2 separate regions of the Mus musculus genome follow, and region 1 is linked to region 2. Evidence: chromatin loops called from intact Hi-C (ENCODE). Cell type or tissue: gastrocnemius. All regions are shown on one strand. Each heading gives the region's core, and the rest is flanking DNA. Links, peaks and the distances in the headings are about the cores only.

What was found. Peaks named below come from ENCODE experiments on the same cell type or tissue, not always from the same donor. Only the 100,000 strongest peaks of a DNase experiment are listed, where the experiment ranks them.
Region 1: a loop joins it to region 2, with 2.9 times the contacts of the local background. A loop is called at or near these places in 1 of 42 quality-filtered maps.

Annotation. Positions count from the first base shown.
Region 1 is chr14:25,371,343-25,374,251 of GRCm38, forward strand. All of the region lies in intron 1 of Zmiz1os1 (a long non-coding RNA gene), which reads right to left. Among named protein-coding and RNA genes, the nearest start is that of Gm41113, 6.5 kb to the right of the region's middle. In gastrocnemius, for the core only: a CTCF peak has its summit at 1,437; a DNase peak (open chromatin) is centred at 505; H3K27ac peaks cover 2,291 bases.
Region 2 is chr14:25,182,667-25,185,575 of GRCm38, forward strand. It overlaps Gm32307 (a long non-coding RNA gene), which reads right to left. Exons shown (of 3, transcript XR_874431.2): 3 at 2,820-2,909. Among named protein-coding and RNA genes, the nearest start is that of Gm32307, 15 kb to the right of the region's middle. In gastrocnemius, for the core only: no CTCF peak of the experiment used is centred there; DNase peaks (open chromatin) are centred at 1,601 and 1,939; H3K27ac peaks cover 2,003 bases.

The DNA of each region.
Region 1 (2,909 bases), core at 101-2,600, 190 kb after region 2:
CCAGGCCTTAAAGTCTTGGAGGAAGTGTGGGGACCTTAGGGAAACATGAATACTGACACAAGTTCATTCAATCACATGCTTATGAACATGTGCTCACATGCACATGTGTGAGCTTGTACATATGTGTCCCTGGACACAGTAGCTATTCTGGTGAACAAAGGATATTACTAAGTCCCTGCAAGTGTGGAAGCCCCTGGCTACAGAAGTATGTTCCCCCTTAACAAGTGCCTAGAGGACACTCCCTTCCCCCTTCTCAGCCTCACTTTCCCCACTGTTTGAGGAAGGGGTTGTCTGAGGTCATCTCCAAGGTCTTGGGCTTCTTGCCGCCTGGCCAGTCACCTGCAACTCTCTGTCCCCAGAGCTGGCAGGAGCTGTGACTCAGAAGCAAGAAGCAGCATAGGAGCTGCCCACTGCCCCCTTCCCCCAACACACACACAAAGGGCATCTTGTTACCACAGCCTGCCAGCAGGCAAGGGAGGGCTGGGAGGTAAGGGACCAGGATGCCTGTGTCAGCAGGACTGGGGGTAGGGCTCAGTTAGAGGCTCTGCCAGGGCCATCGGCTGGCTGGCCAAGGATCCCCAGCAGTGGGCAAGGCCTTGGGCAGGCAGGCAGCCCTGAAGAGCAGTCTCAGGAAATGGCCGGCCCCCAGGCTTCTGTATGCAACCGTGTTTGTCAAGCTCCTTTTTAGTATCATTATTTTTCATTTGGATTCTAAATGAACCTTGTGCACCCAGCAGCAGCCTCAGGCCTGGAATTTCCCAGCTGTGTGGGCTGAAACCACAGCCCCTGCTCAGAGCTTACCAGATGTGAGCACAGTCACTCTTCCAATCTGCAAAATGGGAGTGCTGAGTGGAGAAGATGCTTAAATCACACTCTCCAGTGGGGCAGACACCACCTCCCAGAGGAGCCCCAACACTGGTCAGGACACCCTGGTACCTTTCTTGTTGCTACTGGCTCTGTCACTTCCTTGCTTTGGATCCTAAGGCAAAGCACTTATCCCTTCTTACCTCCGTTCTCTAGCCAGTAAAATGGGGATGGCTGAAAGGCAGCAGAAACTAAATAGAAGATTCTTTCTGGGCATTACCTGGCATCATATTCTGACACTGAACAAAGGACAAGCTGGAAGACACTCAGATTGTCCGTGCTAGTAAATAAATCAGTCTGCAGTTCTGTTCCCATAAGCGTATGAATGGTGTGCATACATATGTACATGCGTGCATAAGTGGACAGGCAGGAATTCTCCCAGGCCAGTACTTGAGCATTGAGGCCATTATGTGAACAGTACGGGGTCCAAAGCAAAGGCTCTTTGAGGCCCTTGACCTCCTTAGGACAACTGGACTCTTGTGGCTGGTTTGTGATATCCAGCTAGCCACATCCTTGCAGAGCAAACTGGTGGCTGCAGACGCTGCATCCTCCGAGCACTGGGTGGAGCTAGTGGCCAGCTGCCCCCTAAAGCATGCATTACAGTCCCAAGGAGCAATACATGCTCATAAACACCCCCTAGAGTTGCACTCCCAACATTTTCCATAAACTTCTATGCATGGGCATCTCCTCGGATCAGTATCTGTAGGTCTCTTACACCCCAGAGAAAGGATTCTGCATTCTGTCAGGAACATCTAACTGACAGGCTTTCAAAAACTAATGTGTAATGGGTACTGGTTAGTCTACCAGATCCTCCAAATGCTACCGAGCTCCCAATGTTCTTTGTCCCACTTGATGCATGAAAGTGAGGCCCAAACAGGCGAAGGTAAGTCAGGCCCGTGGGATCAGAAAATGAAAAGGGTAGGCACAGATTGAGCCAGGGGAGGGGGTGGGTATGAAGGACCATAACCCAGAAACCTAGACAGAACACAGCCTTAGTTGTGGGCTTGGAGATAGCTATGAACGGTCGGCAGGCGAGAAAACAAGCCTGCATGCGTAAAGACTCTCTTCTACCATCCTCTACTCCTGGGGAAGATCTTAAGACTTCTTGGCAAACAGTGTTTCCTTTTGGGCAGTGCCCAGGTAGAGCATAGGCCTCAGGCACAGATTACCTGGTCTCTTCCTCCCCTGGTTGCATCAGTGACTGAGTGTGGGAGGCTCTTTGCAGGAAAACAGACCCACCCAGGCTGAGCAGAGCTTCCTGACACAACAGCCACTGCATCCCTAAAGGAGGAAGATCAGTGGACCCAAGGGCCACATCACATAGGAAAGACTGCATTGTACTGGGTTACCACTGCACAGGAGGCAGTTCAAATTCACCACCTATTTAGCAAATCTTCACTGAATGCCCTTGAAGTACCAGGCCCGGGACTAAGCATAGGAGCCCAGGAGAAAAAAAGCAGAGAGGGCCCGTGAGCTCACGAAACTCACACGCCAATGAGGGATGAACACGAATATGCTACAGGAAAAGAGGAAGGTCCCACAGTGGGGATACTTGCCTGGCCTTGCTAACAAGGGAAGACTTCTGAAGGAGGTAGCACTGAGCAGGATCTCCTGAAGGGTGAACAGGAGCCATGCAGACCAAGAGAAGGTGAATAATGTTAAGGACTAGAGATATCTAGGCAGGTGGAAGCAGGCACCCACAACTTTCACAAGAACCATAGAACATGGGGACAAGCACTCCACTCTACAATGGAGGAATCTGGGACTCCTGAGTGACTGAGTCAGGCAGAAGAAAGTGAGGCCCATCTAGCTGGGCAGCTTGTTTTGACCCTATCCCACACACTGACATCTCCAATGAGCCCTAGCTCATTTCCAGTCCATTAGCCAACCCTGACTCGGCAGCATCACCCTCTTAAAGGACTGGTTTGAGAGGCTTCCGGTGCTACATGCAAGCTCTGTGGGAAAATGTCATGTTTGTGTAGTGGGTTTTGTCCATTATGGTGTGTGTGTGTGTGTGTGTGTGTGTGTGTGTGTGTGTGTGTACA
Region 2 (2,909 bases), core at 153-2,652:
ACAGTGGTTCTGTAACGGGCACGGCAGCTGTCTCTGCACTGGGACATCCATCCAGGATCTCCCAGCTCTCGGCTCACACATCTCTGGCTCCTCTGACCCGAGTTCCAGAGCTGACCACCACTCGCTAGTGGCCCTGTGACCTTGAGCCTTCACCTCCAAACCCTGATCTATGCAGCAAGAATAAAACGAGCCAGTCCTCAGGATGGGGGAAGATGAGTGAGAGGAAGGCTGTGTGTGCCATCTGTTATAGGGACTAAGGATAGAGTGAGCAGGCTCAGGCACTTAGGGCCAGCATCCCACGTGATCTGAACACTGGATGTTCAGTCTGGACGTCCTGAGTCACTCTGACCCAGCTCAGTAAGCCCCTCTGAGACACTTGTCAGGCGCATCCTCTGCTTGGTGTGATGACCCCTCTCAAGAGTTTAGGGCTACTAATTTCCCTTCTATGTTTTAAAATCCACCCTACCATGAGAAGAAAGGATGGAAGGATTCTAGAAGCCAGAAGGTTGAGGACCCCATAAAAACACAGCTTACAAAATCAACTACACAGGGTTCATGGGGCCTCACAGTGATTGAAGCAGCAACCATGGTCCCTATATGGGTCTGAGCCAGGTCCTCTGCATATACCTTGTGAGTGCATAGCTTGGTGTTTTTTCGTGGGAACCCTAACAGCAGAAGTGGGGGCTGTCTCTAATTCTTTTGCCTGTGCTTGGGACCCTTTTTCTCCTCCTACTGGATCACCTGGCCTTGATATGAAGATTTCTTTTTTTATTTTTTTGCCTTGTCTTATTGTGATGTGTTATGCCATGTTCGGTTGCTATCCCTGAAAGATCTGACCTTCTTTTAAAGGGAAACTGAGGAAGAGAGGGCTTATGGGGAGGGGAGGGAGGACTTGGAGGAATACAGGTAGGGGAAGGCATGGTTGGGATGGAATGTGTGTGAAGAATAAAAATTAAAATAAATAAAATCCATTCTTCCTCCCCCAACTTCCTTCCCTACTAACATTGTTCGAGTCCAGAGAAAGTGAGTCTCAGAGTGGTTGCTCCTGCCCTGGCCGGGTGTATCCTGCCTCTTGACATGTCTTTCTGCTGACACCAGAACACAAGGCTGACACCTTACACACAGTTAATCTGCCAGGGTGCCCATGACCAGGATGATCAGGTATAGGACCTGCTGCCTAGGAGCCCTCAGCTGAAGATGTCTGTCCGGTGACTTCTGTTTAAGTTATAACATTAGCTCCTGGTGGCTTTAGGGTGGTGAGAGGTTAGCTGGCTGATATGAGCAAGGCTACCAAGCAGAAGACATTTTGGAACTTGGGAAGTGATGTCACACGTGCTTCTAATTCAGAGATACGGGAAGAGAGGAGCAAGGCAGGCTGGGAGCAGCTCAGGCTGAGGGAGAGCATGGCCTGAAAGGAGCTAAAGGTCCCAAGGTGGGAAGCAGAGCAGAGAGGCCCACTCGTGTTGGCAAAGGCAGAGGGAGATCCTCACGAAGTCCATCCCCACAGTCCTTCAGGCTCCGACCAGATTCTCACTCTGCCTGGCTCTGTTTGTTTCCTAGTGCTGCCTAGGTAACAAATGAGCACACACTGGGTGGCTTTAAACACTCTGTTGTACAAGCCAGAAGTCTAAAGCAAAGGTGCCAGCTAGGCTGGCTGTGCAGTGTACAGGCTGACCTCACGTGAGTCCCCCTCGTCTCTCTGTCTCTCTGTCTCTCTCTGTCTCTCTCTCTGTCTCTCTCTCTCTTTCTCTCTTACCTACTTGTGACTCCCAGCTTCCAGCGTTCCCCCATCCTGCATGGGGCTCTAGGATCTTCAGTCCTTGCTACCTGTGCCTCCCGCTGCAACTCCACAGCCTCTACCTCCACCATTACAAGCATCCGTGCTCTGGCTTATGGCCCATAGCACTGAGTGTCTTGTCTTTTCTGTCCCTTGTAAGGACACACCTGCCACTGGATTCATGCCCTCCTGCCCTGGGGTGAACTTACCCAAAGACTATCACATGCCACACAGATCCTTCCTTGACTGGTGCCCCATTATGAGATTTCGTGAGACACCATTGCATGTGGCTGGGGCACAATTCTACCACTTACAGGTTGAGAGCAAACAGTGTGTCATCACCGTGGCTTCCCTGGATTTCTTCCTAGTCTGTGGGAGCTGCTGTATGATCAACTGGGGCTAGGGGGGGAGCTAATTTTCAAAGGTCCCCTAAGCCTGAAAGGGGGAAGAGCCTGGGCTTAGGGATTGGGGACAGGGGAATGGCTCTGGTGATCTCAGAGGCCAACTCTCCCACACCGGAGTGCCCCTGTGGTGCACAGCAGAAGATGTGAGAGTGAGGGAGAGCAGGATGCTGGAGCACCAAGCTTCACTGTCCTCCCCTGGAAACTCAAGTTCCAAAATGAGGTTTGAGCATCTACTGAGTTCTGTAACAGGATGTGGTGTAAGGGACATGAAGTTTCTTGGTTTATGACATTTTTAGGGTCATGAGGGGGTCAAGATATCATAGCTGGTGAGAGCTACCCACAGGAGCATTGGGGGCCAAACACCTTAGTACCAAGGTAGACAGGGAAACCCTGCACACAGTCCAAAGGAGGTAGTACTGAGCTATGACATAAAAGACATTTAAGAGTTAGATAGGGCAGGGAGACATGGGGGTGAGTAGGTGTGTGGCATGAGCCAGGATGAGCCTGGTAAGTGTTCGATGCAATAAGAAAGTGCATTTTGGTTTTCAGTCTGGGAAGGCAGGGTGGGGCTACTATGGGAGTTCCAGGAGGAAAAAAAAAAAAAAAAAAAAAAAACTTTGCAGAGATGGAAAGCAACCTTGGGTGCAAAGAAGTCAGAATTTTATTCTGCTCCCTCCGGCGGCTGATGGAAGCTGTTCAGCCAACTGCAGAATGAACAAATTTGTAGT